Linked DNA regions of Homo sapiens: all the other regions are linked to region 2. A link is an interaction called in ENCODE POLR2A ChIA-PET data of the cell type or tissue named here. Cell type or tissue: PC-9. All regions are shown on one strand.

Region 1 (8,000 bases), 330 kb before region 2:
ATGGTATTTTAAATAAAAACATTTAAAAATAATTTTCTGGCCAGGCACGATAGCTCATGCCTGTAATTCCAGCACTTTGAGAGGACAAGGCAGAAGGATGGCTTGAGTCCAGGAATTCAAGACCATCCTGGGCAACAGAGTGAGACTCCTTTGCTACAAAAAAACATGGTGGTGCACACCTGTAGTCTCAGCTACTTGGGAGGCTGAAGACTTGGGAGGCTCCTTGAGCCCAGGAGGTCGAGGCTGCAGTGAGCTGTAATCACACCACTGCACTCCAGCCTGGGCAACAAAGCAACACCGTCTCAAGTAAATAAATAAATGAATTTATTTTTTAAAAAGAATGAGTTGGCCAGGCACGGTGGCTCACACCTGTAATCCCAGCACTTTGAAAGGCTGAGGCAGGCGTATTGCCTGAGGTCAGGAGTTCGAGACCAGCCTGGCCAACATGGTGAAACCCCATCTCCACTAAAAATACAAAAATTAGCTGGGCATGGTGGCAGGCGCCTGTAATCCCAGCTACTCAGGAGGCGGAGGCAAGAGAATCAATTGAACCCGTGGGGTGGAGGTTGCAGCGAGCCGAGATCATGCCACCGTACTCCAGCCTGGGTGACAGAGTGAGACTCTGTCTTTAAAAAAAAGAATGAGTCAAAGAGTTCTCTGGTGCCCTGCTATCAATATTTCACCTGGATGGGGGTGGTGGGTAGACTATGGGACAATTAAGGAACATCCTATTATGTTAAGAAAGCTTTTCCTTTTTTTTTTTTTTTGAGATGGAGTTTCACTATCGTTGCCCAGGCTGGAGTGCAGTGGCGTGATGTCGGCTCACTGCAACCTCTGCCTCCCAGGTTCAAGCAATTCTCCTGCCTCGGCCTTCCGAGTAGCTGGGACAACAGGTGCCCGCCACCACACCCAGCTAAATTTTTGTATTTTTAGTAGAGATGGGGTTTCACCATGTTGACCAGGCTGGTCTTGGACTCCTGACCTCAGGTGATCTGCCCACCTTGGCCCCGCAAAGTGCTAGGATTACAGACTTGAGCCACTGTGCCCCGCCACTTTTTTTTTTTTTTTTTTTTTTGAGACACGCTCTTGTTCTATCACCCAGACTGGAGTGGTGCAGTGGTGTGATCACAGCTCACTGCAGCCTTGTCCTCCAGAGCTCAAGCAATCCTCCTGCCTCAGCCTCCCAAGTAGCTAGGACTATAGGCATGTATCACCATGCCTGGCTAATTTTTAAATTTTTTGTAGAGATGAGGTCTCACTACGTTGCCCAGGATGGTCTTGAATTCCTGGGCTCAAGCAATCTTTCCACCTCGGTCTCCCAAAATGTTGGGATTATAGGTGTTAGCCACCGTGCCCATTCTGATACCTTTTTTTTTTTTTTTTTTTTTTTTTTTTTTTTTTTTTTTGAGACAGAGTCTCATTCTGTAACCCAGGCTGGAGTGCAATGGTGCAATCACAGCTCACTGCAGCCTGGACCTCCCAGGCTCAAGTGATCCTCCCACCTCAGCCGCCTGAGTAGTTGGGACTACAGGCATGCACCACCATGCCTGACTAATTTTTGTATTTTTTGTAGAGACTAAGTTTCACCATGTTGCCCAGGCTGGAGTGCAGTGGCGTGATTACATACTCAAACTCCTGGACTCAAGCAATTCTCTCAACTTCGTCTCCCAAAATGCTGGGATTACAGGCATAAACCACTATGCCTTGCCTTTTTTAATTTTTAAAAATTAAAAAAAATTTTTTTTTTCTGAGTCAGGATCTCGCTCTGTCACCCAGACTAGAATGTGGTGGTGTGATCACAGCTCACTGCAGCCACTAACTCCTGGGTTCAAACAGTCCTCCCTCCCCAGCTTCCCAAATAGCCAAGACTTCAAATGTGCACCAATACGCCCAGATACGTTTTTAATTTTTTTGTGCAGATTGGGTCTTGCTATTTTGCCCAGGCTTGTCTTGAATTCCTAACCTCAAGAGATCCTCCCACCTTGGCCTCCCAAAGTGCTGGGATTACAGGTGTAAGCCACCATGTCTGGCCAAGAAACCTTTCCACATTGAAGAATTGACTAAATTGTCATGAGTCTTCATTTTCTTCAAACCCCAAAAAATTAGTTGTATAACCATGGGCCAAAGTAAACTAAGATAAATCACTGACCACCAAACCCGAAACCTAAGCAACACAGAACTCTCCAAGGGTCCAGTTTTTGGCCAGAATAACCTGCCTGTCTGTGACAAAGGGGCAGACATAGTTCAAATCCCAGGATGGGACCCCGCCCCCCACAGATCTATATATACGCCTTAAGAATAAACAATTCATCAGTCTCAGTGGAAAAGTGTGCTTATACAAATCCCATAAGAAATATAAAATAAAAGCTTCCAACTGTCTCACTTGAAGAAGCTACAGTCTAACCAGATTATAAACTATAGCAATGGCCAACCCTCTGAGGCAGGTGCTGAGGATACAAGAAAACACATGTGCTAAAGATACATTATAACACTGCCAAGGTAAATAAAGGTCAGTGAAAATCCATCTATATTATTCCTGTGATAAATAAGAAGCCCTGACAGAACTACCCCATTCAAAATTAGTCACAAGCCAAAAGGACCTATGCATATACCGAAAGAAAAGGATAGAAAGATGAAGAGTACCCTTTTGAAGAAGTGATTCAGAAAACAGAAGGAAATTTCCAACAAAAAATTCCTGCACTTTCAAAAACATCAAATGGATTGTGAAATCCAAGAGCTAGGGTTTGAACATCCCCTCCAAAACTCATGTTGAAATTTAATTCCCATTTGTAACAGTATTAAGAGGTGGGATCTTTAAGAGATGATTAGGCCACAAGGGCTCCACCCTGACCAGTCAGATCAGTGTCATTATAAAAGGGTGAGTTTAGGGCAGGACCCAGTGGCTCATGCCTGTAATCCCTGCACTTAGGGAGGCAGAGGTGGGAGGATCCCTTGAGCCCAGGAGTTTGAGACCAGCCTGGGCAACATGGCAAAACCCTGTCTCTACAGAAAAATACCAAAACAGGGCCAGGTGCAGTGGCTCACGCCTGTAATCCCAGCACTTTAGGAGGCCCGGACGGGCCAATCACGAGGTCAAGAGTTTGAGACCACCTGGCCAACATGGTGAAACCCTGTCTCTACTAAGAATACAAACATTAGCTGGGTGTGGTGCCGCGTGCCTTAATCCCAGCTACTTGGGAGGCTGACGCAGGAGAACTGCTTGAACCCGGGAGGCAGAGGTTGCAGTGAGCCAAGATAGTGCCATTGCACTCCAGCCTGGGCGACAGAGCAGGACTCCGTCTGAGGGAAAAAAAAAAAAAAAACTAGCTGGGCATGGTGGGCAGCAGGGACCTGTAGTCCCAGCCACTCAGGAATTGGAAGTGAGAAGATCACTTGAGCCTGGGAGGTGGAGGCTGCAGTGAGCAGAGATCGCGTTCCTGCACTCCAGCCTGGAGTTGAGACTCTGTCTCAAAAAACAAAAAACAAACAAAAAAACCGAAAACATGTATCATAACAATAAACACATATCATTTAAACTCATCCATTAAAAGAAAGAATAGGACCAGGTACAGGCTCATGCCTGTATTCCCAGTATGTTGGGAGGCCGAAGCAAGCAGATTGCTTGAGGCCAGGAATTTGAGACCAGCCTGGCCAACATAGCGAAACCCCATCTCTAGTAAAAATACAAAAATTAGCTGGGCATGGTGGCACAAGCCTGTGATCCCAGCTACTCAGGAGACTGAGGCACGAGAATCACTTGAGCCTGGGAGGTGAAGCCAAGATCACACCACTGCATCCCAGCCTGGGCAGACAGAGCAAGATGCTATCTCAAAAGAAAAAATAATAAAGATTTGGTTTGATTTTAATTTTGTATTTATTTATTTATTTTTGAAATGGAGTCTTGCTCTTGTCACCCAGGCTGGAGTGCAGTGGCCTGATCTCAGCTCACTGCAACCTCTGCCTCCCAGGTTCAAGTGATTCTCCTGCCTTAGCCTCCCCAGTAGCTAGGATTACAGGCGGCCGCCACCACACCCAGCTAATTTTTGTATTTTTAGTAGAGATGGGGTTTCACCATGTTGGCCAGGCTGGTCTCAAACTCCTGACCTCAAGTGATCTGCCTGCCTTGGCCTCCCAAAGTGCTGGGATTACAGGTGTGAGCCACTGTGCCCAGCCTGATTTGATTTTTTTTTTTTTTTTTTTTTGAGACAGAGTCTTGCTCTGTTGCCCAGGCTGCAGTGCAGTGGCGCGATTTCGGCTCACTGCAAGCTCCGCCTCCCGGGTTCACGCCATTCTCCTGCCTCAGCCTCCCGAGTAGCTGGGACTACAGGCGCCCGCCATCATGCCCGGCTAATTTTTTTTATTTTTAGTAGAGACGGGGTTTCACCGTGTTAGCCAGGATGGTCTCGATCTCCTGACCTCGTGATCCGCCCGCCGCGGCCTCCCAAAGTGCTGGGATTACAGGCGTGAGCCACTGCGCCCAGCCCTGATTTGATTTTAAAAGACAAATAACTATATGCTTTTCAAGAGATGCCTAAAACAAAATAACTCAAAAAGCTGAAAATACAAAGATCAACTAAAATGTACAGGGCAAAATCTAAGCAAAAACAAAGGAGGAGTTTTGATGACAATAGTAAAGTCGAATTTAGGGGGAAAACATTAAATAGGAATAAAGGGAGTACTATTTTTTTTTTTTGAGACGGAGCCTCTCTCTGTTGCCCAGGCTGGAATGCAGTGGCGTGATCTCGGCTCACTGCAACCTCTGCCTCCTGGGTTCAAGCAACTCTCCTGCCTCAGCCTCCCGAGTAGCTGGGATTACAGGCATGTGCCACCATGCCTGGCTAACTTTTGTATTTTTTAGTAGAGACGGGGTCTGGCTGTGTTGGCCAGGCTGGCCTTGAACTCCTGACCTCAAATGATCCCCCTGCCTCAGTTTCCCAAAGTGCTGGGATTACAAGCATGAGCCACTGTGCCCAGCCCAAAAGGGAGTAGTTTATAATGAATAAAACTTCAAATCATATAAAAGATATAAATGTCAGGAACATTTAAACATCAAATAACAGCATCAAAAGATACAAAGCAAAATGTTCATGACACAGAACAATAACTTCTTTTAATCAATGACAAAGTAGATAAGAACAATGAAGATATAAATAAAATAAATATTCCCCCCATATTGGCTCAGTTGCATAGAACAGAATCCTCTCCAATCAGTTCAAGCAGAAAGGAATTCACTACACGGTATTAAACAGTTCATATCAGAGGTTCACAAAGTGTGGCCCCAGAAACTGCAGCATCAGTATCACCTGCAAATTTGTTAAAATGCAAATTCCTAGTTCTACCCCAGACCTACCGAATCAGCAATTCTGGATGGGGCCAGCACCTTGTGTTTTAACAAGCTCTTCAGGGGATTCTGACGCACACTCAAGCTGAAAAACACTTGCATAAATAAATGATCACGATGAGGGTTGAGGGAAAAACAGTTGGTAGGAACAAGTGCTTATCAAACTGGGAAGGTGCTCTTATTTACAGCTGCTGGCTCAAGAATCATGTGCTGGGCTGGGCGCAGTGGCTCATGCCTGTAATCTCAACACTTTGGGAGGCCAAGGTGGGAGGATCGCTTGAGGCCAGGAGTTCAAGATCAGCCTGGGCAACACAGCAAGACTTTGTCTCTGCAAAAAAATTTTTTTTGAAAATTAGCTGAGGCTGGGTGCGGTGGCTCATGCCTGTAATCCCAGCACTCTGGGAGGCTGAGGCAGGTGGATCACCTAAGGTCAGGAGTTCCCGACCAGCCTGGCCAAAAGCGATGAAACCCCGTCTCTACTAAAAAATACAAAAATTAGCCAGGCGTGGTGGAATATGCCTGTAATCCCAGCTACTCGGGAGGCTGAGGCAGGAGAATCGCTTGAATACAGGAGGCAGAGTTTGCAGTGAGCCGAGACTGCACCACTGCACTCTAGTCTGGGCGACACAGCAAGACTCCATCTCAAAAAAAAAAAAAAAAAATTAGCTGAGTGTAGTGGCATGCAACTGCAGTCTTAGCTACTTGGGAGACTGAGGTGGGAGGATCACTTATGCCCAGGAGTTGAAGACTGCAGTGAGCTATGATTGTGGCACTGCATTCCATCCTCACAGAGCAAGACCCTGTATCTAAAAATAAAAAATAGCAGGCCGGGCATGGTGGCTCACGCCTGTAATCCTAGCACTCTGGGAGGCTGAAGAGGGCGGATCACCTAAGGTCAGGAGTTTGAGACCAGCTTGGCTAACATGGTGAAACCTCGTCTCTACTAAAAACACAAAAATTAGCTGGGCGTGGTGCCACGTGCACTTGTAGTCCCAGCTACTCAGGAGGCTGAGGCAGGAGAATCGCTGGAACCTGGAAGGTGGAGGCTGCAGTGAGCTGAGATCGCGCCACTGCACTCCAGCCTGGGTGACAGAGTGAGACTCCATCTCAAAAATATAAAATAAAATAATAACAAAACATATGCTATGATGGGAAACCACCTGCTGAATCAACAAGCCCCTACCACAGCCAATGGCTCCATAAACAAGTTGTGTCTGCAGTAATCAGAAAGTGACCTAACTAAATAGGAGAGCCGCTTCTCTAGCTCCTGATCCAGAACCTCATCACTGCCAAAATCTGCACCAGCAAATACATGCCTCCTAGTCTGCCTTTCTCCTCTCTAAAATCAGATTCAAATTTAAGTTCTCCAGGAGCATATTTGATTTGTAAAACCTAAATCATATTCAGAATCTTGGATGCAAAAAATTCCAGACAATGAAATTTCTCACTTTCCAGGCTCTCAAGTGGAAGTTGCTCATTCACTCACATCCCACCTACCTCAGGGTTCAAAGTGGGATCAGTCCCTTCAATTCCTCTGCAATGCCACTTGCAGACCAACAGTCCCACACGCCCCCCATCTTGTAAAAATCTTGTTCCTTTGATGCTTAGAACATTCAGCTAAACCGCAGCTACTCACTTTGCTGTCATTCTCTGAACCTTGTCATCACCCAAACCTCTTAACCTCCAAAATCACTAAGACATCTAACTATCTGATCTCCCATCATTACAGCTAGACTGCTTACCCACTATCACTTTTATTCTCCAGCTGTATCAAGCCACTATCCCTTGATCTCTCCAATTTCTCTGTATGTCAGCCACATCCTATCTAGTTTAGATTCCTTCATTTCAATCAGATTCTCGCTGATATTCATCTTCTTGTTCCACATGCTTAGCAAAACTCAAGCCCTGTTAAGTTCAACCATCCAACTCTTTTATGTGTGAATCTAAGTTGCTGAGCACTGGCAATCCCACTTTCTCTCTAGTCAGCCCCTACATGCTCTCCCCCTACACATTCTCTGATCCCGATTCTCTGCAGATGATTTTGCTTTTGATTTCCGAAACAAAACCAAAGCCGTTAGGTGGGAGATACTTCAACTTTTTGCCAAGTAAGCTAATACTCCCTGCCTCTGACACCTTCATTCACTCTCTAACACCAAACCTTTCACTTGTGTTCTAGCCCCATTCCCCCATCTCCTAATGGAACTGGAATTAGTTTATCCATTTCTTTTCTATTGGCTCCTTCCAAACAGCATTTAAATATGTTTATAATTCTCATCTTCACACATAACTATCCTTCACCCCATATTCCTCCTTCCACTAATATTCTCCTCCTCCTACAGTCAAACTTTTAAGACATAAATAAAAGTATATAGATATAAAAAAAGTTTAAGATATAAATAAAAGCTCCTTGATTATTTTAATTTCCCTGCATCATCCTAAGAAGCATATTGTCCCCCAACTCATCAGTGAAATTAAAATCATCAATAATCACTGTATTATTAATCCAATGGACATTTCTCAGCCTCATTCAAGTTGACCTCTCAGCAGCTCCAACACTACTTTCTTGAAACATTCACTTTTCTTGAGAAGCAATTCAACGAGCAGTAAAATTCCACAGTTTTACAAAATTCCCTCAATTTTTTACAGTTGTCTCATTCAC
Region 2 (8,000 bases):
ATCAGGCAGTACATTAGATGGTGTGTCCCGGAAGAAACTTCACCTGAGAACTTTTGAACTGAGGAAAGAACAACAGAGACTTAAAGGGTTAATAAAAATTGTAAAGCCAGCAGAGATTCCAGAACTAAAAAAGTAAGTCTTAGTTATATTTGGAATTCTAAATAAGTATGGTAGCATAGATAACATTTTCAATTATCGCTTTATCTTCTTAAATAATCATTATATAATACAAATGTAATGCAAGGAACCCTTTAAAGCACAGAAAGCAGTGGTTTCATAGAGTAACTAAAAACCTGTTTCATATTTGTGAAATATAGACTGATAGAGGATTTTCTGAGAAAACTATATTGATTTCTGATTCATTGGAAGGTTCCGAAGTTTTTTTTACTTAATCTTTTAGTGTAGAATAAACTCCTTTAAAAAGCATCATGCACAAAAAGCTAATTTATCTAATATAAAAAGACCTCTGAGGCTGGGCGTAGTGGCTCATACCTGTAATCCTAGAACTTTGGGAGGTTGAAGCAGGCAGATCACTTTCAAGACCAGCCTGGGTGATATGGCACAACCCTATCTCTACAAAAAATAAAAACATCAGCCAGCCATGTTGGAGCACACCTGTGGTCCCAGCTACTTGGGAAGCCGAGGTAGGAGGATCGCTTGAGCCCAGGAGTTCCAGGCTACAGTGAGCTGTGATCGTGCCATTGCACTCCAGCATGGGTGACAGAGGAAGTTCCTGTCTCAAAAAAAAAATTAAATTATTAATAAAAAGACCTCTGAATGATAAGTAGACAGCCAACCACCCAGGAGAAAAATGAGTAAAGGATGTCTACTCACAGGCCACAGGAAAAGAAATACAAATAGCATCTTTTATACAAAGATGCTCAACTTCATGATCATAAGAGAAATACAAATACTACAACCTAATACCTTTTTTTTTTTTTTTTGAGATAGGGTCTCACTGTGTCACCCAGGCTGGAGTGCAGTGGCACAGTGACAGCTCACTGCAGCCTTGACCTCCTGGGATCAAGTGATCCTCCTGCCTCAGCCTCCCAAGTAGCTGGGACCACACGCATGCTCCACCATACCTGGCTAATTTTTAATTTTTTGTAGAGATGGGGTCTTGCCATGTTGCCCAAGCTGGTCTTGAACTCCTGGCCTCAAGGTATCTGCCCACCTCAGCCTCCCAAAGTGCTGGGATTACAGGTGTGAGCCACCACACCTGGTCTTAATAGCATTTTTATATATGAATTTGATGAAGATTAATTATGATTTTATACTGTGCTGATGAGGCTGACAAAAAGGCACTTTCTTATATTGTCATTGAAGGACAAATTAGTACATTCTCTACAAGACAAATTGGCAGTCTCTATCCTGATTACAAATGCACATGCCCTTTGATCTATTTCATTTCTAGGAATTTGTCCCTCACATACTTAGGAAATGATGTACAGCATTGTTTGTATTAATAGTAGTAAAAAATTAGAAATCCCCTAAATGTTTATCAAAGGGGATGGATTAAATAAATTGCGGCCAGGTGCTGCGGCTTACGCCTGTAATCCCAGCACTTTGGGAGGCTGAGCTGGGCGGATCACGAGGTCAGGAGATCGAGACCATCCTGGCTAACATGGTGAAACCCTGTCTCTACTAAAAATACAAAAAATTAGCCGGTTGTGGTGGTGGGTGCCTGTAGTCCCAGCTACTTGGGAGCCTGAGGCAGGAGAATGGCGTGAACCAGGAAGGTGGAGCTGGCAGTGAGCCGAGATTGCGCCACTGCACTCTAGCCTGGGCGACAGAGCGAGACTCCATCTCAAAAAAATAAATAAATTATGGTGTAGATATACAATAGAACACCATATAGCTGTTGAAAAAAAAGGCAACTATATATAAGATACAGAAACACTATCAAGATAAGTAACAAAAGCAAGGTGCAGAACGGTGTGTATAACAGGCGCTGTCTGTAAAAAATGATGGTGGGGGAAGAATACATAGATAAGTAGGCCATGGTTATGTTTATAATATCTGTTTAGGTCGGGTTCCCTAAAAACAGACTGAATCGGAGATTCATCTGCAAGTGATTTATTAAGAGAGTGCTCTCAGGAGAAATCTATATGGGAGTGAGGGAAGCAGGAGAGGGCAGGAGAAGAAGCTGGGCTAAGATATGGTTTCAGGAGAGCCTGAATGGCACCACAGATGCCATGGAGGCATGGGGCTTGGGTTTCGATACCCTGTCCCCCCAACCCTTCATTGGTCATAGGCTGCCGGTGACTGGGGGGTGGGAGGGGCTCACAGCAATTCTGGGAAGGGTGCAGGTGTGAGCCTTTAGCAGCCGATGTCTGCAGTAGCTGTTTGGCCTGATAAAGGGAATCTGGGAGGGACAGCATCTGCTACTGTATCTCTGGAAAGATTCGTTAAAAATTAATAATATTGATTGCCAATGGGGAAGGCAACTGGGTGGCTGGGGGACAGCAATGGGAGGGAGACTTTTCACAGTATATGTGCTTTATACTTGAGTTTTGAACATGTGAATATACTTTCTATTCTATTCAGATATACTGAATTTGAAAAGAAAATCCTGTACCAAATAGCCATACCACTTTAGGTCCAAATTTACTGTAATGTAGTTGCAGTTCTAGTTCTAAATAACAAATAACTGGAAAAAGTAAGAATCATATAATAATTTTGTTACAGTAAAACTATTTGTTAATAAAAGTGGCTGGGGACGGTGGCTCACACCTGTAGTCCCAGAACTTTAGGAGAGTGAGTGAGGTGGGAGGATGGCTTGAGTTCAGGAGTTTGAGACCAGCCTGGGCAACATAGTGAGACCCTGTCTCTACAAAAGATAAAAACTTAGCTGGGTATGGTGGTGCTTGTCTGTAATCCCTGCTACTTGGGAGGCTGAGGTATCACTTGAACCTGGGAGAGTGAGGTTGCAAGACCCTGTCTCAAACAAACAAACAAACAAAAACAAAACAAAAACAAATCTCTGCTTTGGAAAACAACAACAACAACAACAACAACAACAACAACATTTGGGGCAAGAAGAATTAAAAAAAAAAAAAAACGAAAACGAAATATGTCTCAGCTTCCTCCAGAGCCTCCTCTCCTGCTATCAGTCTGTGTGCTTGCCTGGTTTTTCCTCCCTTTCCTATTTTGGATACTGGTCTAGATGTGTATCTTCTTCCTCCTCTTTTCACTTATGGGTTGAACTTCCAAACTTTCTGCCTCCTACCCTAACCCCTGCAAGCAATCTTGATTGTGATTCCATCTTCTGCTTTTTCATCTCCTTTGAGCCAGTCTTAGCTTATCCTCTAGGCCAGCCTGGCTTTTTAATGTAGCTGAAAACATCTGTGTTGCTGTTGCTTCTGTCTTTCTATGCCAGAGCCTTCCTGAGGCCTGTGGGGAAGGGTGTGAAGGATAATGATTTGACAAAATGTCCTTCATGGCCAGGCAGGCAGCATTCTTCTGGTGGCCTTAGCAAGGGAATGGGTTTTATCTCTGGTAGGGAGAAAGGGGCTTGAGGCTGGACTTAAGAGTGCTACTAAGGGGATAAGACTTAGGTAAAAGAAGGCAGTAGTAGCAAGTGGGGCTTCAGGGAGGGCCAGGTAGCTAACATCTGGTATGGGTCACTGTGAGTCGAATGCCATTACTGTCCTTATATTCCAGTTTTCAGGGCTGTCCCATGGTCAATATGAAGAAAACAGAGGGCTTTCTTTTCAGTCTAGTATGCTTATTCTGGGGTTTCCTCTGTCTCCTCATGCCATATTCTCATTGTCACCTCTGCCTGCTCTGAGTATCTTGTCAACTGAATTGCTATCCCTTTTGTTTTTGCTCTGTTCTCCCCCTGCCTTTCTAATTTCTACTATCTCTTCTTTATACCCTTCCTCAGCTTTGTCCTAATGGGCTTAGCTTTTCTAACTATCTCCAGCCGTTGAGAATGTTGACAGGCTCAGCAGTTGCAGTCTCTCACTATATCTTTGTCATTACTACACTGGGTATCCTGCATACTGTACCCCCATCCCCATGCACACTTTTTTTTTTAAGTGCTCAGAGCTATTGCGCTTAAGTGGGAGCTCCAGATAAGTAAGACACTCTTCAGAGGTTGGTGGGAAGTAGGGCTTTACACCATGGATCAATCTCCTGCTGCTTATATGTTCTCCTTTGCCAGTGACCTTTGTACTGTAGTCATTTCATGGGTGTGAAGTCATGTAGCATGTGGCAAATTACTTGACTAAGGGAGCAGCCTCATCATAGCTCTGTGTCTGTGACAGTCAGCATTGTTCTTGTCCATTCAAAATCTGTTGGTCTGAATACCTCTTTCTTATTGTTATATGCTTAGATATTCATTTTGTGGTAATTTTTATTTTGCCAGAGGTTTCTTTGTCAGTATCATGGTATTTTTAGATAAAACCTTGGGACTCCCTGGAATAGATGTGTATAATTATTCTTTCTTCCTAGGACTGAAACTCAGACTACAGGTGCAGAAAACAAAGCTAAAAAGCTTACATTGCCTCTATTTGGTGCCATGAAAGGAGGAAGCAAATTCAAATTAAAAACTGGAACAGTAGGGGTAAGTTGTGAGTCAGGGTGTTAAACTTTTAGCCCTTGAGTTATCCCTGAGCTAATTTTTCTCTTTTCTTTTTTGAAACTACAAATGACTCATTCCATAGTAATGTGAGAAAGGGCTGTGGGCTTGGTATGATCACATCTTTCCCAGAACTTGGTTCTTGGATTCTTTTTTTTTTTTTTTTTTGGAGACAGAGTCTCACTCTGTCACCAGGCTGGAGTGCAGTGGCGTGATCTCGGCTGACTGCAACTTCCGCCTCCCGGGTTCAAGCAATTCTCCTGCCTCAGCCTCTCGAGTAGCTGGGACTACAGGCGTGCTCCACCATGCCCAGCTAATTTTTGTATTTTTAGTAGGATGGGACTTCACCATGTTGGCCAGGATGGTCTCCATCTCTTGACCTCGTGATCCACCTGCCTTGGCCTCCCAAAATGCTGGGTTTATAGGCATGAGCCATTGTGCCTGGCCAGTTTGTGGATTCTTTTTCTCAGCTTAGGGTTATCAAGAATTGATGAATTAATTTATGCCAATCAATTTGCAAGTAAATGGTTTGTAAATTAGAATCATAGTTTATTAATTTCTCATGAATGTTGCATTTAAGAATGGGTCTCCTGCATTAAATGCTTTTCCCCAGGTGGATAGATGTAGTGTTCAGACTCACCAACATTTAAGAACATAGTGTGTGCACTTGCCTCTGCCATATGATTTTTCTTCATTTAATCCTTCCAACACCTTTTGCTGTGTGGGAATTATTGCCTCTTACAAATGAGGAAATAGAGTCAGAGAAGTTAAATACCAGATCACACCAGCGTTATGTAACTAAGCTGGTAATCAGATCCAGGTCTGTCTCTTGAGCTTTATGATTTCCCTGCTACCCTACAATATATGTCTGTCTGTATGTTTTTGCTTTATCTATATTCCTATTCATAGATTCAGCTTTTAAAAGGTTTTCATTACCCCTAAGAGCTGAACCTTGAGTATTAGTTTGCTAGGGCCACCATAACAAAATACTAGGGATTGGGCAGCTTAAACAACAGAAATTTATTTGTTCACAGTTGCCAGCAGGGTTGGTTTCCTCTAAGGCCTCTCTGCTTACCAATGGCTGCCCTCTTGCTGGCTCTTCAGATGGCCATCCCTCTGTGCACTTGCACTCCTGGTGTCTCTTCTTCTTCTTCTAAGGACATGAGTCATACTGAGTTAGGGCCCCACCCTAATAGTGTCATTTTAATTCAGTTTAATTTAATTTACAGTCATATTCTGAGGTACTGGGGCTTGGGACTTCAAACATGAATTTGGGCAGCAGGGGGCACAATTCGTCCAAAACACCCTGAATTAGGGTATACTGCCCTCTGGTGGCAGAAATCTGAAGTCCTAGCTATGTATTCTTTTTGTTTGTTTCATTGAGAGACAGTCTCACACTGTCACCCAGGCTGCAGTGCAGTGGCCATCTCGGCTCACTGCAACCTCCTCCTCCCGGGTTCAAGCGATTCTCCTGCCTCAGCTTCCCGAGTAGCTGGGATTACAGGCACCCACCACCACGCCCAACTAATTTTTTGTATTTTTTTTTAGTAGAGACAGTTTTTCACCATGGCCAGACTGGTCTCGAACTCCTGACCTCATGATTCACCTGCCTCGGCCTCACTATGTATTCTGAATGAGTAATGGTTTACCTAACAAGTAGGCTTTTCAATCTGTTGCGGTGGGGACTTAGGTTTTAAATAGAAAACTTTTTACTAAACAGCCCTCCTTAGAGAATTTTAGAACTAAGTCCTATATTTAAAAGATAATATAGGCCGGGCGCGGTGGCTCATACCTGTTATCCCAGCACTTTGGGAGGCCGAGGTGGGTGGATTGCTTGAGCTCACTAGTCGAGACCAGCCTGGGCAACATGGTGAAACCCCGTCTCTACTAAAAATACAAAAATTAGCTGAGCACGGTGGCCTGCGCACCTATAACCCCAGCTACTCAGGAGGCTGAGGCAGGAGAATCGCTTGAACCGGGGAGGCAGAGGTTTCAGTGAGCTGAGATCGCACCACTGCACTCCAGCTTGGGCCACAGAGCAAGACTCTGTCTCAAAAAAAAAAAAAAAAAGATATAACCAAGATATGCTTTGGTTCCTTCCCTCTATTCCATAACTGTGATCAACCTTTTCTAATAAATACTTTTATTGAATGGCTTTGATTAGAATATTTAGCTTTATTCTTTGAGAAATGTCTTCCTCCTTTTCTTCAGGATCTGTTTGATGGATTTACATGCCTTGTTTCCTTGAAATTACGCTAAGTCTAAAATGAAAAAGCAGCACAAATGACTTATTTCTGATTGTCTGATTTATTCCTTAGAAGATTTTGTAATCAATTGAAATCCTTTAATATCATGAGTTATAACAGTCCAGAATTCCTGTAGCTGGCACTCATCTGAAATAACTATTTTAGTTCCTTACAAGCTATTTTCAAGTGTTTTGTATTTAGTAATCTTTGACTCTAGGAACTAATAAAGACACTTGTTTAGGGTCTATAGAGGGGTAAAATTTCATGTCAAAGTCCCACCTCCAGCAGACTTCTGTGGAGTTCATCAACCTAAAAAGAGTAAACATTCAGTACATTTAGACTGACCTCCTTGAAAAGATTTTTCTCTTGTTGTCATTAAGTAGAACTACTTGTTCATGGTTTTGTTTCCCTCTTAGAAGTTACCCCCCAAGCGTCCAGAACTCCCTCCAACTCTAATGAGAATGAAAGATGAGCCTGAAGTAGAAGAGGAGGAGGAAGAGGAAGAGGAAGAAGAGAAAGAAAAGGAGGAGCATGAAAAGAAAAAACTGGAGGATGGAAGCCTCAGTAGGCCACAGCCAGAGATAGAGCCAGAAGCAGCAGTGCAGGAAATGAGGCCTCCCACAGATCTCACACATTTTAAAGAAACCCAAACCCATGGTAATATCTTTCTTCTCCTTCCTGTGTTGTTCAGTGGGCAGTTACATTGATTGTGGATAGGTTTTAAAAAGCAAGGCCAGTTCTTGTCTGTGCATTTGACTTTGTATGTGATATACTGACTCTGTAGCAAGGAAACATACTTTCTTGGTCTTCTTCCTTTGACCGCCAGTCATTATTTGTCTTCATTGCAAATTAAGGGCAGTTATTTCCAATCCATTCCAGAATTACAGAAAATTGAAGGCTATGGAATCTGAAACCATAGCTGCTGTGGAATAATCCTGAGCTGCTGCCACTGTGTGAGTTGGAGGGCAGTGGAACAGGGTACATGATGGGGCCTGATCAGGTGGTCTCCGGATAAGTCAACCCCTATTCATTTTTTCCTCCATCCCTAAAACAGAGGCCAAACCATAATTGTACTCATTGGACTAAAGTTCTCAAGAAGGATCTTGCTTCATTCATTTTTGTGTGTTTGGAACCTAGCACAAAACCTGACACATATCCACCCGCCTCAGCAA
Region 3 (8,000 bases), 240 kb before region 2:
TTTAGCCCTAGTGGGGCTGTCTGAAGGGCCCCAGGTCCCTCAGTCCCGTACTGTACTCACCCCCTCCTGTTTCTTTGTCAGATGAGAATATCCCCGAGTTGGCGGCTGAGCTGGTGCAGCTGGGCTTCATTAGTGAGGTGAGGTTTCTGCCTTCATCTGCCCTGGCTGCCCCCATGCCTTCTCTTCTCTCAGCCCCCATCTTACTGAGCTCTTCTCCCCCAGGCTGACCAGAGCCGGTTGACTTCTCTGCTAGAAGAGACCTTGAACAAGTTCAATTTTGCCAGGAACAGTACCCTCAACTCAGCCGCTGTCACCGTCTCCTCTTAGAGCTCACTCGGGCCAGGCCCTGATCTGCGCTGTGGCTGTCCCTGGACGTGCTGCAGCCCTCCTGTCCCTTCCCCCCAGTCAGTATTACCCTGTGAAGCCCCTTCCCTCCTTTATTATTCAGGAGGGCTGGGGGGGCTCCCTGGTTCTGAGCATCATCCTTTCCCCTCCCCTCTCTTCCTCCCCTCTGCACTTTGTTTACTTGTTTTGCACAGACGTGGGCCTGGGCCTTCTCAGCAGCCGCCTTCTAGTTGGGGGCTAGTCGCTGATCTGCCGGCTCCCGCCCAGCCTGTGTGGAAAGGAGGCCCACGGGCACTAGGGGAGCCGAATTCTACAATCCCGCTGGGGCGGCCGGGGCGGGAGAGAAAGGTGGTGCTGCAGTGGTGGCCCTGGGGGGCCATTCGATTCGCCTCAGTTGCTGCTGTAATAAAAGTCTACTTTTTGCTAAAAGCGTCGTGTGTTCGCGCCTTTCCCGCCAGGGGGAGCGGGCCCGGGGCGGAGGCGGGGCCCAGGTGGGAGGGGGACCCGGGACGGAGGCGGGGCCCAGGTTGGGGCGGGGCCGGGCCCAGGTACAGCGGCCCTGCGGCTGGCGCGGCGGACGGGATGAGGCGCTGCAGTCTCTGCGCTTTCGGTAACTTCCGGGCCCTGGCGTCTCGTCTCCTTACCCTGGGGCTACCCTTGCCCCGTCCTACTGCCCGCGGTTAACCCGCCGCGAGCCGCCTCTCCCCTCCCCGCCCGACTCAACCCTGCCCTCCCCCGTGCTTTGCAGACGCCGCCCGGGGGCCCAGGCGGCTGATGCGTGTGGGCCTCGCGCTGATCTTGGTGGGCCACGTGAACCTGCTGCTGGGGGCCGTGCTGCATGGCACCGTCCTGCGGCACGTGGCCAATCCCCGCGGCGCTGTCACGCCGGAGTACACCGTAGCCAATGTCATCTCTGTCGGCTCGGGGCTGCTGGTGAGCGCGGCAGGCGACCCGGGCGGGGGCCGGGCTCCCGGAGAGCCCAGCAGGCCAAAGGCTTTGTGTCTTCCACAGAGCGTTTCCGTGGGACTTGTGGCCCTCCTGGCGTCCAGGAACCTTCTTCGCCCTCCACTGGTGAGAGGGACTTCCCTGGAGCTTTTAACGAGTAGGCTTGAGTCAGGGAAATGGGGGCTGACTGAGCTTGGTCTTTCAATAGATTGGAGGAGCCTCAGAGAAACTGGGTGTCTAGTCACTGGGAGAGTTAGCCAGGCCCAGGCTGCTCACCCTGATCTCCTGTCCCTGCCAGCACTGGGTCCTGCTGGCACTAGCTCTGGTGAACCTGCTCTTGTCCGTTGCCTGCTCCCTGGGCCTCCTTCTTGCTGTGTCACTCACTGTGGCCAACGGTGGCCGCCGCCTTATTGCTGACTGCCACCCAGGACTGCTGGATCCTCTGGTACCACTGGATGAGGGGCCGGGACATACTGACTGCCCCTTTGACCCCACAAGAATCTATGTGAGCACATTCTCTTCCTTCTTGTGGTCTACAAAGCCTTGGTCCTGCCCTTTTAATTTCCCCTATTTGCTGCACTTGCCCTACTCCCTCCTACTCCCCATCCTTCTTGCTTTTCAGGATACAGCCTTGGCTCTCTGGATCCCTTCTTTGCTCATGTCTGCAGGGGAGGCTGCTCTATCTGGTTACTGCTGTGTGGCTGCACTCACTCTACGTGGAGTTGGGCCCTGCAGGAAGGACGGACTTCAGGGGCAGGTAAGGAAGGCAAACAGGAAGGGTTCATTCCACAGAGACTGGCTGTGTTGAAAAGATGCTGACCGGCCGGGTGCGGAGGCTCACACCTGTAATCCCAGCACTTTGGGAGGCTGAGGCAGGCGGATCACTTGAGGTCAGGAGTTTGAGACCAGCTTGGACAACATGGTGAAACCTCGTCTCTACTAAAAATACAAAAAATTAGGTGGGGTGGTGGGCGCCTGTAATCCCAGCTACTTGGAAGGCTGAGGCAGGAGAATCGCTTGAACCCGGAAGGCGGAGGTTGCAGTGAACCGAGATCACGCCACTGCACTCCAGCCTGGGCAACAGAGTGAGGCTCCGTCACAAAAAACAAAACAAAAAAAAGATGCTGACCTATCATTCAGGGCGAGGGTGTCTAACTCTATCTTCTTCTGCAGCTAGAGGAAATGACAGAGCTTGAATCTCCTAAATGTAAAAGGCAGGAAAATGAGCAGCTACTGGATCAAAATCAAGAAATCCGGGCATCACAGAGAAGTTGGGTTTAGGACAGGTAATGGGCCTTGAAGGTGGTGGCCCGGGTAAGAGCGGGGACAAGGAAGTGCTCTTAGAACTGGGTCTAGGTCTTGCCATGCTGCTTTCCCCTCTGACCTGGGTTGGTTCTCCCCTCTGTCCAGCAGGTGCTGTTCCGAGACTCAGTCCTAAAGGGTTTTTTTTCCCACTAAGCAAGGGGCCCTGACCTCGGGATGAGATAACAAATTGTAATAAAGTAACTTCTCTTTTCTTCTACTTGATTATGATTCCTTTTGGGGAAAAGGCACTGTGTGGTGTTGGGAATGACTTTGATCAAAGAATACAGTGGTCTCAATTATTTATAAAACTTTAATGAGGGAGAGGCCCTAACTCTTCCTCAGCTCTACCAACTACTGAAAGGAAAAGCTGGTGCTGGGGAGCCCTCCACACCACTGACTGATGAATTTCAGCACGTCCTGGCACACTGGGCTGTGGGAGGTCTGTGAGCAAATGGAAGAACATGAGAGGAACTTGTTAATGCTGGAAATACAAAATCAGCTCCATCGCAGGCTTCAGGGTCTGCATCTGCCTTCCTGTAATCCCACCCATCTTTCTAGTGTGTATGTGGGTTTTTTGTTTGTTTTGAGACAAAGTCTTGCTTTGTCGCCCAGGCTGGAGTGCAGTGGCACAATCTCAGCTCACTGCAACCTCTGCCTCTCGGGTTTAAGCGATTCTCCTGCCTCAGCCTCCTGAGTAGCTGGGATTACAGGTGCACGCCACCAGACCCGGCTAACTTTTGTATTTTTAGTAGAGACGAGGTTTTAACCATGTTGGCCAGGCTGGTCTCAAACTCCTGACCTCAGGTGATCCGCCCACCTTGGCCTCCCAAAGTGCTGGGATTAAAGGTATGAGCCACTGCACCCAGACTTGTTTTTTTTTCTTTTTTTAGTGCTGCCCTCTCTGCCTTCATTCTCCAAGTCCTCCTCTCTAACCTTGATGGCCATAAGGAATTTATTCCAGTTGTCCTTGTTAGCAGCCTTCCCTGGCCGCTTAAATTCAATTTTGTTCCTCAGAATGGGGTATCCTGTGGAGGAAGAAAAAATGATGAACTGGGGTTTGAGAGAGATTGAGGAGGGAAAAATGAGGAGCAGCCTGGGGGGTAGAAAGCACAGTCCTGTCTTTTGTACCCTTTACTGAATCCTAGTAAAATTAAGTTTATTGATCCTGCTGCTTTCTACCCACCACAGGATCTGGGGTGCTGTAGGCTTCTATACCTGTAATAAGGCAGGGCAGGGCTCGAACACCAGTGCTCGCTGCCACTAGGGAGGCCTCGTAGGCGCCACGCTCATCCCGAGGCAGAACCTGCTCCAGCCGCTGGTCCATGGAGACTGTAAGCACCCAGTCTCGAACCTCTTCTCTCTCAGCCTCCTGGAAAGGACAAGAAGGGAGTGGTAGCTTCACACAGGGCAGGGCAGGACAAGTTGGGGTGGATGGGTGAGGAGGGGGTTTGCTAAGCCCTCATCCTGTATACCAGCTTTTAGCCACGAATCCTCCTTGGATTGGGGGATGCAGTCACAGCCTTTTCTTTCTATTTTGCTTCTACTTTCACTGAAAAAACAGTGAGGGCTGAGGTCCTTCCAAAGATGGCAGCACAAAGATATTCTCCCTCCTCAAGGCACTCACACTGGTGAGGCCTTCCGGTTTTCCAACCCTGTGCCCTTACCGGTACATGCTGCTTAGCTGGGAGTGGCACCTCAAAGGGAATGTCTGTATCCTGAAAATCAGAGTGGTCAAGGCCATCTAGAGTCCCTTCCTCGATTGCCTGCAGTAGAGTGGGCAACCATGAACTAGGCACAGCTCGCGACTGGCAAAAACCTCCACCCTCGGGGCACAGCTTCCCTACTCACATCGGTCAGGTCCAAAAAGCGATTGAGGAAGATGAATGCCATGTTATCCCAGCCAACTGCCTGCAGCAAAGAAGAGTTGCAAATGGGAGTGAACAAGCTGGGTTTGAATGCTACTTCTCTGGGATCCAGATGCAAATGGGAGTGAGCAAGCTGGGCTTGAATGCTATTTCTCTGGGATCCAGGGAGAAAAATCCAGGAAGACATAGGAGGACTACATCCTCCGTAACATCAGCCCTACACTCAGCTTTCCTCTACCAGAGCAGAAGGGATATTCTATTTTCCAACCTTTAACTTCCTCCTATCTGCCCCACCCTTCCTTGTCCCAGCTCACCTTGGCAGCAATGCCTGCTTCATAGAAGGCTTTGTCTACAGGTAGTAGCTGGGTGTGACGCAAGAGTGAAACAGAAAGCCTGGCAGCCACGGTTTCCTGGGATTAAAGTCAAAGCATTATGAATATGGCACTAAAGTGACTGAGCTACCAGACCAATGATCCTGTAAGGCAGCCACAGAACTAAAAAACAACAATTATTATTAAACTGCTCTGGATTCTCAAGCTGTTCTGGGTCTTAGTTTTTTTTTTCTTTTTCTCTGAACAAGACACCTGGGCCTAGGTTCAATTCTTTCGCCCAGGCTGGAGTGCAGTGGTGCCATCTCAGCTCACTGCAACCTCTGCCTCCCGGATTCAAGTAATTCTCGTGCCTCAGCCTCCTGAGTAGCTAGGACTACAAGCGCACATTACCATGCCTGGCTAATTTTTTTTTTTTTTTTTTTTTTTTTTTTTTGAGACGGAGTCTCGCTCTGTCGCCCAGGCCAGACTGCGGACTGCAGTGGCGCAATCTCGGCTCACTGCAAGCTCCGCTTCCCGGGTTCACGCCATTCTCCTGCCTCAGCCTCCCGAGTAGCTGGGACTACAGGCGCCCGCCACCGTGCCTGGCTAATTTTTTGTATTTTTAGTAGAGACGGGGTTTCACCTTGTTAGCCAGGATGGTCTCGATCTCCTGACCTCATGATCCACCCGCCTCGGCCTCCCAAAGTGCTGGGATTACAGGCGTGAGCCACCGCGCCCGGCCAACCTGGCTAATTTTTATGTTTTTAGTAGAGATGGGGTTTCACCACGTTGGCCAGGCTGGTCTCGAACTCCTGGCCTCAAGTGATCCACCCGCCTCGGCCTCCCAAAGTGCTGGGATTACAGGGGTGAGCCACCACACCCACCCACCTAGATTGTTTCTAAGGTTCTTTCCACTTCTAGAATTCTATCATCCAAGTACATGAAATAAATATACAGTGAACAGTCAAAAATAAGCCCAGAATATGTGTACATTATAAGAGGTGAATAAAGAAATCATGGGATTTGGATGTTTAAACATAATGAGGCTGAGGCTGTGTGGGCACAGAGCCCTAAAAAGGTCGGAAGAAGAAAACCTCAGCAAGGGCTAAAGATTTGTTTAGACAGAAGAGAAGCTGAAAGACAGGTGGGGAGATTCAAGAGCCCAAGCTGAAGAATCCAGAACGTGAATCAATTCAGCTTTATACATTTGCAGATGAGCCCTTCTGACTGAGTGTTCCTTCGACCCCCTACATCTCACCAGCTGTTTGACACTCTGGGCTGCAGAGCGCGTGGCATAGTAATGAGCGATCAGCAGCATCGTCTTGAACTCCTCATGGGCTGGAGAGTTTGCCTCACTGGACTTCACCAGGTTTTCACACTAGAGGAGGGAGACAGCACAGCCTGGCTCAGGGGTCAGAGGAGTGCCAGGGCCATAGAGTGGTCTCTGATAGCCACCTGGCAGAGGAAGGTAAAATACATCTGAGAATAAAGGTTTATGTGCATCAAAGAAGAGATGAGGACAAGGACAGACGGAGCAGCCCTTTCGCTTCCTCACCAGGTTGAAGAGGACATCTCGAAGATCAGCCCAGCTATGATAGGCCTCGGCACAGTTGGTTCCAGGAGAGCTCACCATGTCAGTGAAGATCCTTTTGTAGATATTGAAGTTCTAGAGGTAGAGGGAAGAAGGGGATCTGAGAAGGGCATAGCTAGAAGAGAAAGTCACTGGAAGTGGGGCCAAAGGGAGGAGAAACAGGCTTTGTGTGTAGAAATGGGTATGTGTGTGTGTGCAAGGGCTGGGGGACAGTGGCAGATTTTTATTTTTATTTATTTTTATTTTTTTAATTTTATTTATTTATTTTTGAGACAGAGTCTTGCTCTGTTGCCCAAGGCTGGAGTGCAGTAGCATGATCTCGGCTCACTGCAAGCTCTGCCTCCCAGGTTCATGCCATTCTCCTGCCTCAGCCTCCCGAGTAGCTGGGACTATAGGTGCCTGCCACCACGCCCAGCTAACTTTTTATATTTTTAGTAGAGACGGGGTTTCACCGTGTTAGCCACAATGGTCTCGATCTCCTGACCTCGTAATCCGCCTGCCTCGGCCTCCCAAAGTGTTGGGATTACAGGCGTGAGCCACTGCGCCCGGCCAACAGTGGCAGATTATTAAGTGCTGATTATTTTTAATGAAGTAAATTATTTTTAAGTGCTGATTATTTTTGATAAAGAGAAAAGAGGAAGAAATAACTTTCTTAGCTGGTGCTGTGTGAGTGTGGGCAACTGTACAAATGTAAATGCAGAGTCACAACATTGTGACTCAGATCAGGGAGCAGTGTTCATTCTCTGGAGGAAGTCAATAAAGGCCCTAGAGGTGTATGCAGGATTCATCTCTGAAAGACAGGTGCCTGTGTATTTGCTAACAGCATGGGGAGCTCCACGGGTGTTTCTTCAAACAGAAGTTGGAAGTTTCTGCAAACCTCCCCATGCTCTTAGCAAATACACAGCCTCCAGAGAGGCTGTACATTTCTGGAGATGCGTGGGGGGCTCTGGGCATGACGTTCTCTAAGGATAGAATCCTCTGAGAAGATAGTTCCTGAGAAGATAGGTGGTTCTAGAGGAGAAAGAGCTTTCTTGTGGAAACATTCAACCCAAGGAGAAGGCTGGTACCTGTGGGTTAGCAGGGGCTCCGTGCTGTACATACAGGGCCAATGCCTGGGCAGAGCTACCCTCCCGGATCAAGTGAGTTGCATACAAAGCCACATACTTGTGCAGAATCTTGTAGTTCTGTACAGGGGTGGAGGAAAAGCATGAGTGAGGCTGGGATCGGCAAGACCAAGCAGTGAGGTGACTTGAGGCCATGTATTTGTTGAGGGGAAAAAGGGTGTACGCAAACCTCTGACCCCAGTTTCAGACTGAGCTTCTCTGATGCCCATTAGAAATCTTTGGGCTTTGGGTTTTTGTGGAGGTAGAAGAGATGCATCTTTGAGGCAGGTGGGGAATCAAGGGAAAATGTAAAGAAAAACTGGGAATGGGAAGAGAGCAGTACCTGCTTGGTAGCTGTTTCAATGCACTTGTCCCACTGGCCCTGCTCCACATACAGGTCCAAAGCAGCTATCACATCCACACCCACCAGCTGGGTCAATGGAAGACAGAGTTACAAGAGAAAAGAGATGACATGAGGGAAAGAAGAGGGAGAGAGTCTTGTGAGTCTCTCCCTGCATTCTGCCTCCTGCTAACT

The links. Peaks named below come from ENCODE experiments on the same cell type or tissue, not always from the same donor. Only the 100,000 strongest peaks of a DNase experiment are listed, where the experiment ranks them.
Region 1: POLR2A ChIA-PET joins it to region 2 with 13 read pairs; 4 of 35 experiments call an interaction of 5 or more read pairs at or near these places.
Region 3: POLR2A ChIA-PET joins it to region 2 with 14 read pairs; 4 of 35 experiments call an interaction of 5 or more read pairs at or near these places.

What each region holds. Positions count from the first base shown.
Region 1 is chr2:27,344,964-27,352,963 of GRCh38, forward strand. The region is part of intron 1 of GTF3C2 (general transcription factor IIIC subunit 2); the gene reads right to left. Among named protein-coding and RNA genes, the nearest start is that of GTF3C2, 7.8 kb to the right of the region's middle. In PC-9, no CTCF peak of the experiment used is centred here; no DNase peak of the experiment used is centred here.
Region 2 is chr2:27,677,793-27,685,792 of GRCh38, forward strand. It overlaps SLC4A1AP (solute carrier family 4 member 1 adaptor protein), which reads left to right. Exons shown (of 14, transcript NM_018158.3): 8 at 1-132; 9 at 4,456-4,567; 10 at 7,245-7,485. Among named protein-coding and RNA genes, the nearest start is that of SLC4A1AP, 18 kb to the left of the region's middle. RefSeq lists an enhancer at 3,873-5,072. In PC-9, CTCF peaks have their summits at 5,874 (motif pointing left) and 6,077; DNase peaks (open chromatin) are centred at 4,189, 4,639, 5,859 and 6,219; H3K27ac peaks cover 4,615 bases.
Region 3 is chr2:27,441,486-27,449,485 of GRCh38, forward strand. It overlaps NRBP1 (nuclear receptor binding protein 1), which reads left to right. Exons shown (of 18, transcript NM_013392.4): 17 at 82-137; 18 at 223-774. The coding sequence ends at 327. KRTCAP3 (keratinocyte associated protein 3) reads left to right here and starts at 896. Exons shown (of 7, transcript NM_173853.4): 1 at 896-955; 2 at 1,094-1,278; 3 at 1,357-1,416; 4 at 1,589-1,795; 5 at 1,913-2,047; 6 at 2,464-2,576; 7 at 2,701-2,812. The coding sequence starts at 928. The coding sequence ends at 2,571. It overlaps IFT172 (intraflagellar transport 172), which reads right to left. Exons shown (of 48, transcript NM_015662.3): 39 at 7,809-7,895; 40 at 7,430-7,546; 41 at 6,327-6,437; 42 at 6,030-6,149; 43 at 4,775-4,870; 44 at 4,444-4,503; 45 at 4,260-4,358; 46 at 3,811-3,964; 47 at 3,529-3,620; 48 at 2,892-3,036. The coding sequence ends at 2,947. RefSeq lists an enhancer at 1,031-1,573. In PC-9, CTCF peaks have their summits at 786 (motif pointing right) and 991; DNase peaks (open chromatin) are centred at 896 and 4,806; H3K4me3 peaks cover 1,597 bases; H3K27ac peaks cover 2,235 bases.